2 separate regions of the Homo sapiens genome follow, and region 2 is linked to region 1. A link is a contact called in ENCODE Hi-C data. All regions are on one chromosome and are shown on one strand. The core of a region is the stretch at or near the end of the contact, and the rest is flanking DNA. Distances in the headings are between cores, read along the strand shown.

Evidence for each region. A loop is a pair of places that touch in the nucleus more often than their neighbours do. Pooled maps may share reads with other maps.
Region 2: a pooled map shows a loop between it and region 1 (2.9-fold over the local background). The contact joins two enhancer-like sites. A Hi-C loop is called at or near these places in 2 of 37 single-sample maps with no recorded cell type and 4 of 50 pooled maps.

Annotation. Positions count from the first base shown.
Region 1 is chr14:61,023,595-61,029,936 of GRCh38, reverse strand. The region is part of intron 5 of SLC38A6 (solute carrier family 38 member 6); the gene reads right to left. Among named protein-coding and RNA genes, the nearest start is that of SLC38A6, 46 kb to the right of the region's middle. Within about 2 kb of position 3,981, at least 3 of the 41 ENCODE cell types and tissues checked have a DNase peak (open chromatin) inside an H3K27ac peak, as active enhancers do.
Region 2 is chr14:60,842,254-60,848,595 of GRCh38, reverse strand. All of the region lies in intron 6 of MNAT1 (MNAT1 component of CDK activating kinase), which reads right to left. Among named protein-coding and RNA genes, the nearest start is that of MNAT1, 110 kb to the right of the region's middle. Within about 2 kb of position 2,900, at least 2 of the 41 ENCODE cell types and tissues checked have a DNase peak (open chromatin) inside an H3K27ac peak, as active enhancers do.

The DNA of each region.
Region 1 (6,342 bases), core at 2,732-5,231:
CTACTACCCACCCCTGCATTATGAACACATATAATTATAGGATAAAAAAGAATACATAATGAATTACATTTAAAATTAGTCTCTAAAAAGATTAGAGAAAGTTCAATATAAACCATTAAATATATTAAAAAGACAAAACTTCCAACTTTTATTCCATTTTATTAACAGGGTTCATCTATATTATGTAATCATAACCTGAAGCTAGCATTATTTCTCACATTTAATCTAACAGAGTCCGATAAATAACTACCTTTTATAGCACTTTAATAACGATCCTAATTCTGATGTAGCTATAAAAACAAATTCTATAAAAATACTAGGAAAAGTTTTAATATGGTTACAGAATACAGAACTCATTCATATGTAAATACTTGAGTTTAAGCTTAAATATATAGAAACTCAGAAGATTTGTAGTCAGAACTTCAATTTAACAGAGTAAGATTCTCTTTCCTCCCAGAGATTATGTTTGTGTGTATGTGTTGGGGCCAAAAAGGAAACGCCCATGAAGAACAAAGAGTGTTTGGGAGGCCAAGGCGGGCGGTTGACGAGGTCAGGAGTTCGAGACCAGCCTGGCCAACATGGTGAAATCCTGTCTCTACTGAAAATACAAAAATTAGCCAGGCGTGGTGGCAGTTGCCTGCAATACCAGCTAACCTGGGAGGCTGAGGCAGGAGAATCGCTTGAAACTGGAAGGCGGAGGTTGCAGTGAGCCGAGACTGCACCACTGCACTTCAGCCTGGGTGAAAGAGCAAAATTCCACCTCAAAAAAAAAAAAAAAAAAGAATAAAGAGTATACTTTGTGTGCACATTAATTTTATTACTTATTTATATATCAGGAAACATTTCACTTTCTCCTTACAAAACTTACAAAAGCTAAGAACAAAAATGAAAGTCAAGTTTCAATGGCAAAAATCTGGGGAAAAATTGATTAAAAGGCTCAAATAGTTTAAGAAGAATGTATATTTCTCAATCAACATCATTTGAAAGGAGCTGAACTTCATGATTACAATGCTATGTGACCATTTAACTTGAGGAAAAAAAGGATACATGCTACTTTGCGTGTAAATTTGTATGGAGATAGATAATACTATAGACACAAAAACATACACTCTCAATTTTTTTTAGTAAAATAACATGTATTTATGTCAAAGTAAAATTTAGAACAGTTAAATAATCACTTCTCTGTGATGAAAATATACATATACATATTTTTTCAGTTTACAACGATTTCTTTTTCCCTAGCAGAAGTACAGCTATGTCTCAGTGGGTTGACTAAAATCCACTGAGACATTTCTGCAAAATCTTTTAGTTATGGGGTATTACAACTGATTGTATGTGAAAATGTGTTCTGTATTGTTCATATTCTCGTAAGGAAAAATGCTATCAATTTGGCACAGAACAGAAGGAAGGTTTAGACTAACCTTCTCCATTCAAGGATTTGGAGTTTTTATAATATTTTACCGATTCCAAAGAACTCTACACATATGGTGCAAAGATAAAAATTGTGAACTGAATTTTCTGAAACCGGCCTAGACTTACTTAAATATATCTTGTGAGAGAGACAGAAAAGAAAAAAGACAAAATACTTTGAAAACAAGGAAAGCAGACTTCCTATAAAATGTAATTTATTATCTGCCCATCTTTCTTTCTTGCTTGGATTAATCCAACACCACATGCATTTCTAAAGTTTCAGACATTCATCTCTTTCAGTAATTTTCTATTATTTCTTTTGGACCTTTAGCTGTAGAAAGCTTCAGTGAATATGAGATCCTATTTCTTTCTAATATAATATCTGTCATTCTTTCCAGAATTTCTATTAGCCCCTGGCTAATCATCTGATCACTTTTATCCTTTGTTGTACCCTCAACTCTTTGGTTTTCAAATGGGAGTACTATTTCATTAGATTCCAGTCTGAAGAATCATGTATATTTTAAGAAATATGAACTCACCAAACGTGTTTCTCTCTCAAAGAAGACCTCACATACAAGATACAAATATAATAAAACATGCAAAACATTGCTTCTTTTCTAGAGAATGTTAGTATATATTTTAAGAGTATACAACCACAGAACTTACTATAGGGGAAAACCCACACGGATTAAGCCAGTAAAACAAAGGCCACCACCATTCTATTCACTATGAAAATTATTTTTTTCTTAATCACAAGTAAACTTTCATGTAAGAACTAGCTAGCACTTTAACACATTATATTATATATAATACAGAAAAGAAACAAAAAGATTACCAAATACACATTAAGTTAGGAAATATATCTTAATTAAATTCATACAAAAGAACAATCAGCTCAATAAAATGAACTGGAAAAGTTTTAAAGATATACTATTGATAGGAATGCTCATATTGCCTTTGTTTTTAACTAAAAGGTTTACTAGATCAAATAGCTGTCTGCCACAGTTTTTGTCTTATGTCTTTTATAAATGGCATAAGAAAGTGTTTAAGCACTTATCTTACAGACCAATCATAAGCAAAAATTTGCAAATGATTTTGGGTGACATGGACACCTAGTATAGATTCCTAAAACAAGACACACCATGTTCTACTCTAAATTAATAGCTGCAACTGGGTCATCCACAAGAGCCATGCATATAGTTAAGTGGCCCCAAACCACCAAAGCCAAAATCAGTGCCAGAAGATATACCTTGATGTCAGGTATTCAGCCATTATAAATCACTTAGTTTTAGCACATTAACTAAATAGGTATTCTTTTCTACTTAATTTTAAACTAATATAACTCATTTAATAGAAACTTCTCTGGGAAAAAATAAAACATCTGTCAACTGAAAACACAGAAGTTGAAAGCACTCTTTAAAAACAACATGGAGAAGCAACAGTAATATTAAAAAGTGACTAAAATGGGGTAAAATCTGATTAGGTAATAGCAAGTTGCAAGGTGTTAATATCTGCTGATCTAATTATAAAGTGAAATAAATGAATTGGGCCCGGGAGGTTGAGAGGAGAGATGTTAGAAACACAGAAACAGGGAAGGGACTCTGGGCAGAGATCCATGAAAACAGCTAACATCTTTGTTTTTTAGATGCCTACTGTATGCTTGGTAGTATTCTACACAAGTTATTTCCTCACTTAATCTTTACACAAACCTGTGAGGTACATATTACTTATTTCACAGAATATAAGGAAGCACAAAGAAGTAACTTGCCCAAGCTAGTGATGGTGCAAACAGCCCGCCTGGGTTGAGAAACTCGTTCTATTAACTAGTATGCCATGAGAAAGTGCAGGAGCAAAGTGAAAAAGTAAACCAACAAAACAAAGACAAATAAGGAAAGTCTACCAGAAGTACCACTCTTCAGAATTATTTTTCTTTTTTAAATCAGTATTTAAACAAACTACTTTTGAATGCTGAGATTAACAGTTGACTTCAAAGGAAATGAATATCACAGAGAACATTAGTCAGAAGCTTTAGTAACACTTAGAATTTTCATTTCATCTTGAGATATATTTTCAATGTATTTCATTTTTCAGTATTGGAGCTCCTTTGGTGATGTGATTAGTTCAAAATTCATGGAGTTTCATGATGAGATTCTATTGCATCTACTGCTATGACTCTACTGTATTTACGGCTGTGATTGTAGTTCTGAAGAGGAAGTTTCCTATTCTCACGTATTTGAAATATTAACACTCCACTGAAATCCAAAAAATAAAAATCAGTCTCTGTGCTTCCAAATACTGTATTCTTATGAGTTATTTTTCGCAGCACTCTGAAAATGCTTCCCAAGTTGTCGTTATTAAGCATACAAACTTAAAAAAAACAAACCAACCCTAATTGGAGTTTGGGCCTAAGACATCATTACAGTTTATGAAGATAAGAATCTTTTTTGTTAAACATGTAAAATATATGTATGAGGACAGAATTACTTACAGCTATTTTTAAAACAGAATTAGGTTTTCAGCACTTGGGGGAAGTTCAGCAATTCTTAAAGGATTACTCAGCCCTAAACAAACGGATGTGCTACGGGGAAAAAATAAGTTTGCCTTTCTGTCTCAGAGAGATTCAATTTTATTTCAAACATGTTTTTAGTCATGGATACTAACTGGTTTATTCTATTCAATGTGTCTCATTAATCTGGTGGTCCCACAAAATATCTAAATGCCACTGAAGTTCTATATGCACTCAAATAGTACAGAACACATGCATAAATGAAAATCAAAATATATGGGGGAAAATGCTCCCCCATGACCCTAGAAAAAAATGTATATCTTTGTCTTATCATTTTCAGGATCTTAAATTTGATTAAAAAATGACCAAAATATCTACTGTTCTGAAAATTTTATAATTTTCAATAGAAATTACTATGAAAAATATTTTCAAAACCTTAAAAAAGATACACTACCAGTAAATGTTGTCAAATGAAGTGCTTGTGAAAAAGACTCTCCAAATTTCCTGTACCTCTCCTATTCTAAGGCAGTGCTTTCTAGAATTTCTAGACAAGTCTCAAGAAAGCTGCAGTTTCACCACAGATAAACTGACCAGCAGATGGCGATGTATCTGCGCGCCCAATCCTAGTTTCCCAAGAGACAATACAAACTAGTATATCTGAAACACTCTTAGTACTTTACTAGCCTACCAAAAAGTAAATAAATAAAATGCATGAATGAATATACAGGAAGAAAGCAAATCCAAGTAGTTTCTAGCATCTAATATTGTGAATTTTTCAAATACTGAGAATTTGAGATTTTTATAATTCTCAATTGAAAATGATCTTATTTATACCTTTCTGAGATTTAGAAATGGGGTTACCCGAGTCCATAGATTACCAAACTGAGGTGTTAATAAAGGCTGCAAGAGTAAGGTGTGTGGATTCTGTGCCAGACTGAAACATCTGGGTCATTCTAGCAATTTCAGGAGGTTTCAGTAAGACTACTAATGTTTATGGTTTTCCTTTCACAAAACGTAGTAATGATTAAATTTTTAATCTCCTTTAAAGAACTGGGGCTTTGAAGAATTAAGGAAAGCATATGCTATTCATAGTAATCCTTCATATTTATAAGAGCAAAATAAGAATATAACATCCCCCTAGGAGCTACTCATCTTTCCACATTTTGAATTGGGCAAGTTGTGAAACCAGAAATAACATCAATTGACTTCACTGTTATCATGTGCTTGTAAGAGTTAATAAGACTTTTTCTGGCTTGACTAAGAAGATGATTGGGATGTAGTGTTTGATTTCTAGTGATAATTCTAGCCTACTGAATGGTTTACTTCAGGAGTTCAAATGAATGTGAAACCAACTACTTACCTTAGTTTTTAAGAAAAGAATCACATAATACAACACTGTTACAGGAACTATGTGAAAACTACCTTATACTTACTTTCTACTACAGTTATTAATCTTTTATCTTTAGTTAGGCTGCCAAATTCAAACTCTCTAAGCCAGAATTGTCCCCTATAACAGCATTAAATGTTAAAACTTCCAGACACATCTTTTCTGACTTTGGGTCCCAGTAGCAGTGGCTCTCAACAAATGCTACTCCAGCACCTGAGGAAATGGGCTGCAGAGGGTTACCTCTGGCTCTAGCCAATGTTGAGCCTGTTATTCATTAGTATTGGGAAGATATCAGGAATTGCTTTTAAGTAGTAATTTACTATATGGTTCCCAAATTTCCAAAGCCAAGGATTTCTATAACCTTAGAATAAGAGTGTTAAATCTAGTGTGTTGCATTTTTTTCCATTATAAAATTTAGAGATTTACAGACAGTAGATTTTTTCAATCAATTTGTCAGACCACACTAGAGCCTTGTGACTAATACTTGGTGCCTGATTAATCTTGGGGGAGAAAAACGATTTTCTGTGAAGTTCTAACAGTAGACGCTTTCCTAAAAACTATATGCTCACTTACATATACTGGGCTTTCTCTTCCTGGTCAATCAACTCTCTTTTTGCTCTTGAAGGAGTACTAAGCCAGGTCACTAGCTTTTCCCCCTCTCCCCTCTTAGTCCTTTCTTTCTTCCTATAATAAATGTTATTTACTAAATGTATACTATGTGCTAAGTACTAGGGATGTAAATAAATGAGCACATTAATTTGATTTATGGAATATGGAAATGTGGGAAATAAACTGGGTCTTTGGCGAAAGACACATGAAACAAATATTGATCAAGGGCAATCCATGGTCATTTTGCTTTTAAAGGCCTTCCATTTCAATTTTTTTCATGGATTCACCACAGGAATTGTATCTCATGAAAACTGAGAAGTATTTAAATGTTACAAAGAATAAGAGAGTTAAGAAACATTAAGATATGATTTTCTTAACCTGAAAATAATAGATATTTTACATATATGTGTGTGTGTGTGTGTGTATATAT
Region 2 (6,342 bases), core at 1,651-4,150, 180 kb after region 1:
GTATCACCATTTCTTATAACAAAGATGCTTAAGTAGTCATTCCTCAGAGAGGTATTATTGAATTACATGGCAATAAAAGCTTGAGGAAAATTATATAAAACTTGAGGGAATCATATAAAAATAAATTCAGGCTGTAACTATTTTTAAAACACAATGAAAATCTAAACTACCAGTTCATGCTAAAGCCCAAAAAGGGTGACAAAATTAGTAAAGTTAAAGCCCTGCTGGGCCCTAAAAATACAGAAAGATGAACACAAAGAGAAAATCTTAAAAGCAGCAAAAGAGAAAATACTTATCACACACAATGGACCCTCAATGAGACTAACAGCTGACTTAGCATCAGAAACCATAGAAGTCAGAAGGTAGTGGAACGATATATTCAAACGGCTAAAAGAAAAACACTAAACCAAGAATTCTTTATCCAAATAAACTACCCTACAAAACTGAGGCAGAATAAAGACATTCCCAGGTAAAGACTGAGGAATCTGTAAAAATAGTAAAGATGTCCTGCAGGCTAAAAGGAAATGATACCAAGCAGTAACTCAAATTCTCACAAAGAAATGAAGAATACTCAAGAGGTAATTACATAGACAAATCTAAAAGACTGAATAAAAACTTTTCTCTCTTTATTCCTCTTAACAAATTTACAAAACAGCTACAAAAAAAAACCTGTAAAACTGTATGGTTAATCTTACAGCATATAAAATATAATACATATGACAATGGCACTCTCCAGGAGAGGAAAAGGAATGAAGCTATACAGAATTAAATATTCTACATATTACTAACACTGAATTAGTATTAATATGAAGTCAATTGTAATAAGTCAATATGCATATTGTAACCCTAGGTCAACCAATATAAAAACACTTAAAAATATGCATAGTAAAAAGAAAATAATTTAAATGTGCACAAGAAAATATCTATTTAACACAAAAAAGAGCAATAAATGAGGAAGAGAAGAACAAAAAGCACCATGAGAAATATACAAAACAAACATTAAACGTAAATAGCTTGAACACTATAAAAACAAAGACTATCCAAATGAAAAACATCCAGCACACATTAGAATCAAAGATATAAAATAGGTTGAAAGCAAAAGTGTGAAACAAGATAAACAATGTAAACAATAACCATAAGAGAGCTGAAGTAGCTGTACTAAAATAAAACAAGTCTTTTTTTTTTTTTTTTTGAGACGTTGTCTCACTCTTTCACCCAGGCCAGACTGCAGTGGTGCGATCTTGGCTCACTGCAACCTCCGCCTCCTGGGTTCATGCCATTCTCCTGCCTCAGCCTCCTGAGTAGCTGGAACTACAGGTGCCCGCCAACACACCCAGCTAATTTTTTGTATTTTTAGTAGAGACGGGGTTTCACCGTGTTAGCCAGGATGGTCTCGATCTCCTGTCCTCATGATCCGCCCGCCTCGGCCTCCCAAAGTGCTGGGGATTACAGGTGTGAGCCACCGTGCCCGGCAAATAAAACAAGTCTTTAAGACAAAAACTGTTACTAGAGACAAAAGCATTTCATAATGATAAAAGGGTCAATATCATGAAGATATAAAAATTATAAACATACAAAAGGAGTCTCAAAATACATGAAGCAACGCTGGACAGAATTGAGAGAGAAATAAACAATTCAACAATAATAGTCAGAGATTTCAAAACTCCACTCAATAATTGATAGACAAACTAGACAGAAAATCTGTAAGGACACAGAAGACTTCAACATAACCATCAAGCAACATGATGTAACTAACATCTAACACATTCTTCCCAAATATAGAATAAAATTTCAAGTACTTGTGGAACATTCTCCACAATAAAAAATATATTTGGCCATAACATAAGTAACGGTAAATTTTAAAAATTGGGATCATACAAAGCATGCCCTCAAACCAAAGTGGAATTAAATTAGAACAACAACCTCTAAATAATCCATGGTCAAACAAGAAATCACAAGAAAAAATTTAAAAATGTATCCAATTGTATGAATATGAAAATACAACATATTATTGTAGCAAAAGCAGTATGTAGAGGTATTATAGCTTTAAATGCCTATTTTTAGAAAAGAAGAAAGACCTCAAATAAATAACCCAAGTTTCCACCTTAAGAAATTAGGAAAAGAAGAGCAAAGCTTATAAGCAGAAGGACAACCATAAATATTAGAATGGAGATCAATGAAATGGAAATCAAAAAAAATTTTTTAAAAATTCTTAAAACCAAGGTTGATTCTTTGAAAAGATCAACAAGACTGTCACACCGCTAGGTTGATGTGCCAAGGGAAAAAAAAGAGAAGGAACAAAACTACCAAAATAAGAAATAAAAGAGTGAACGTGATCCTGACCCTACAGAAATTCAACTTAGAAGAAACTGACCAATTTCTAGGAATACTCAAAATATCAAGACAAGGAATGAAGGAAAAAGAAAAAGGAATAGGAGAATGGGGAAGGGGAGGCAAGGGGAGGAAAGGAAGAGAGGGAGGGAAAAGAGAGGAAGGAAAAAGAAACGGGGATAGAAAAAGGAAGTGTGAATAGGCTTATTATTAGTAAAGAAATTGAAACAGTATTTGGAAATCCTCTCATTAATAAAAGCCAAAACCAGATGGTTCACTGGTAAATTCCATCAAATATTTCAAGAAAAAATAATACCAATGGTTCAGAAACTCTTCTAGAAAGCAGAGGACAAGGGAATATTTTCCAAAACATTTTATGGGGTCAATATTATCCTCATACTAAAGTCTAACAAAGCCACACTAAAACAAGGATGAAGCACAAAAACTTTACACTAAGTCAAAGAAGCTAGGCTCAAAAGACTACATTTTGTATTATTCTATTTATAGAAAATGTCAAAAAAGATAACTATACAGAAACAGAAAGTAGAGAAGTGGTTGCCTAGGGCTCGGAGTGAAAGCAGAAGTAACTATCAACTATCACAAGGCATCTTCTGCAGGTGATAAACTATTCTAAAACAAGATTATGGTTGCAGATCTCTTTAATATTACTAAAAAATTATTAAATCATATGCTTAATGTGAGTGGATTTTATTGTATGTAAATTATACTTCAATAACTGTTTAAGAAAAAACCGGTTCAGTGACTAGATCAACAACATCTACCTAGACTAATCAAGATTAAAGGCAGAGTGCTGGGAATTTGCTAAAAATTAGCAGTGTAACTCTTATAGGCATTTAAAGAATTAAGAAAATATTATAAACAACTTTATGTCAACAAATACACTTTAGATGAAATTCTCAAATTCTTTGAAAAATACAACTTACTAAAAAAAATAGAGAAAAGCTGAGTAGATTTTTTAACTGAGTTTATAAAAAACCTATATACAAACAAATTAGAGTCCCAGATGGTTTCACTACTGAACCCTATAGAAACACATAAAAAAAAAACATTAATTTCATACAAACTCTTTCAAACATAAGGTAGTAGACCCCACTTTCAAGTGAAGCCAATGACGCTAACAAAACCATTGCTAGCATTACTGATAAAAACATTATATTACTCCAAAGCTAAACAAAGACATCTACAGGAAAAGTATAGAGCCATATCCCTGATGAATACAGACACAAAAATCCTTAATAAAAATATTATCAAATTGAATTCACATATATCATAACCATGTAGAATTTATCACAAGAATGCAAAGTTAATATATAAAAATGAATCAATTTAAATCACTAACAGTATAAAGAAGAAAAATGATATTTAATAAACACAGAAAAAGCACTTGACAGAATTCAACATCTACTCATAACTTTTCAAAAATTTCAGTACTCTAGAAATGGAAGGAACTTTCCTCAATCTGATGAAAGACATTCATGAAAATTCTACAGCTAGTATGACATATAATGTCAAAAGACTAAATGATTTCTCTCTTAGGTGGGGAATAAGGCACTGCAATAGGGCAAGTAACAGAAATAAAAGGCAGAGAAGTAAAACTGTCTCTAAATGCAGTTAACACAATTGTTTATATAAACAATCCTAAAAAATCTAAAAACGACTACTCAATAAGTAAAATAGAAAAGCTCATCGCACGCAAGCCCAATGTAAAAATATACATACCAGGATTAAGCAATAGAAAATGAGATTTGAAATAACTATTTCCTTGAAAAGAGCATCCCACACATAAAATACTTAGGGAAAAAAATGACAATAAGTCTAACACAAACCACTGAAAACTACAAAACATTGCTGAGATAAAGAGGCCCTAAATAAATGAAGCATACCATGTACATGTAGTGGAAGACTCAGTATTTTAGATCTTAATTCTCCCCACATTGATCTATAGATCCAATCAGAATATCAATTATACTTTTACCAAGAATTTTTGTAAAAACTGACAAACTGAATCTAAAATGTTAAGGATATGCAAAAAGCAATCTTGAAAAAGAAAAAGAATTGGAACACTTATACTACCTTAATTCAAGAATTACTATAGTAATCAAGATAAGTTATTGAAACAGAATAAGGAAAACAGAAATAGACCTAAACTTATATGCAGTCAATTGATTTTCAACAAAGGCACCAAATATGTGAAAGCAATCCAATGAAGAAAAGTATTCTCTACAAATACAACTAAATGTTCACATGCAAAAAAGAAACCCAAACAGGTACTGTATACCATACATAAAAATTAATACAAGATGGATCAGGAACCCAACTATAAATGCAAAAACTACAAAGTTTCTAAACAGGAGAATTATCGTTGTGACTTGGGGGAAGGAAAAGGTTCCTTAGATAGGACACAAAAATTACCTTAAAAGAAAAACATTCATAAATCTGACTTCATCAAAATTTATAACTTCAGTTCATCAAAAAACATTACTAAGAAAAAGAAAAAGTGAGCCACAGACAAGAGAAATTATTCATAAAACAGATGTCTGACAAAGGACTTATGTTCAACACATTGTAAAACATTTTACAAATCAATAGTAAAAGCACAAACAACTCAATTTTTTTAATGGACATAAGATTTTAATAGAGTCATCACAAAAAGAGATATAAAAAAGGCAAACGAGGCCGGACGCAGTGGCTCATGCCTGTAATCCCAGCACTTTGGGAGGCCGAGACAGGCGGATCACGAGGTCAGGAGATTGAGACCAGCCTGGCCAACACGGTGAAACCCCGTCTCTACTAAAAATACCAAAAATTAGCCGGGCATGGTGGTGGGTGCCTGTAATCCCAGCAGCTTGGGAGGCTGAGGCAGGAGAATAGCGTGAACCCGGGAGGCGGAGCTTGCAGTGAGCTGAGGTCGCGCCACTGTACTCCAGCCTGGGCGACAGAGCGAGACTCCATCCCAAAAGAAAAGAAAAAAGGCAAACGAATGAATAAAAAATGCTGAAAACCATTAGTTCTCCAGGAAATAAAAATCTAAATTACAATGAGATACTATCAATCATCACCAAAATAACTAAAATTAAAAAGATTGACAACATTAAATATGACTGAAAGTGCTAGGATTACAGGCATGAGCCACTGTGCCCAGCCAGCTGCTTTACTAGTAATAGTCAAAAACTATAAACAGCTCAGGTATTCCCCAACAAGAGAATTGCTAAACAGATATACACACATTCCCTGACTTATGACGGTTTGACTTACAAGTTTTTGACTTCATGATGACGCAAAATCAACAGGCATTCAGTAGAAACTGTAATTCGAATTTTGATCTTTTCCTGGGCTAGCAACATGCAATAGGATGCTCTCTCATGATGCTGGGCTAATGTAAGTGTTCTGAGTACTTGTATTAAGGAAGCCTATACTAAATTATGATGTTCAGCAGGTTAGGTATATTAAATGAATTTTTGACTTATGGTATTTTCAACTTATGATGGGTTTATCTAGACATGCCCCATCAAATAAATTGAGGAGCATTTATATTCAAACAAATGGAATATTACATAGCAATATAAAGCAACTAATTCTTGATATACAAAACAACAAAAACAAGTCTCAAAATATTCTGCTGCTTCTCCTGCATATGACCATTATACAATAACAAGACCAGATTGACCATTCCCCACTTAAGCAACTAGAAAACTGAACAAAATAAGAATCAATGGTTTCCAGAAATTGAGTAACAGCCAGTACAGAACTGTGAGCCCCAAGGGAAGAAAAACAAATGAAATGAACCCTTTGATTGCCCTGGCTTCCTGCATGGGGGCCATTTCCAGGCTATAATACATAGAGAAGTAACCCAAACAGAGCCTAGGAATCAAGGAGACGAAAATCAGACTTCAGGGATCCCAGGGCAGCTATAATTTGCAGGGCAGATTACCAGAGAGGAAAATGCCACACAGAGAAAAAACTCTAAAGTGGGAGTTAACAAATATTTTC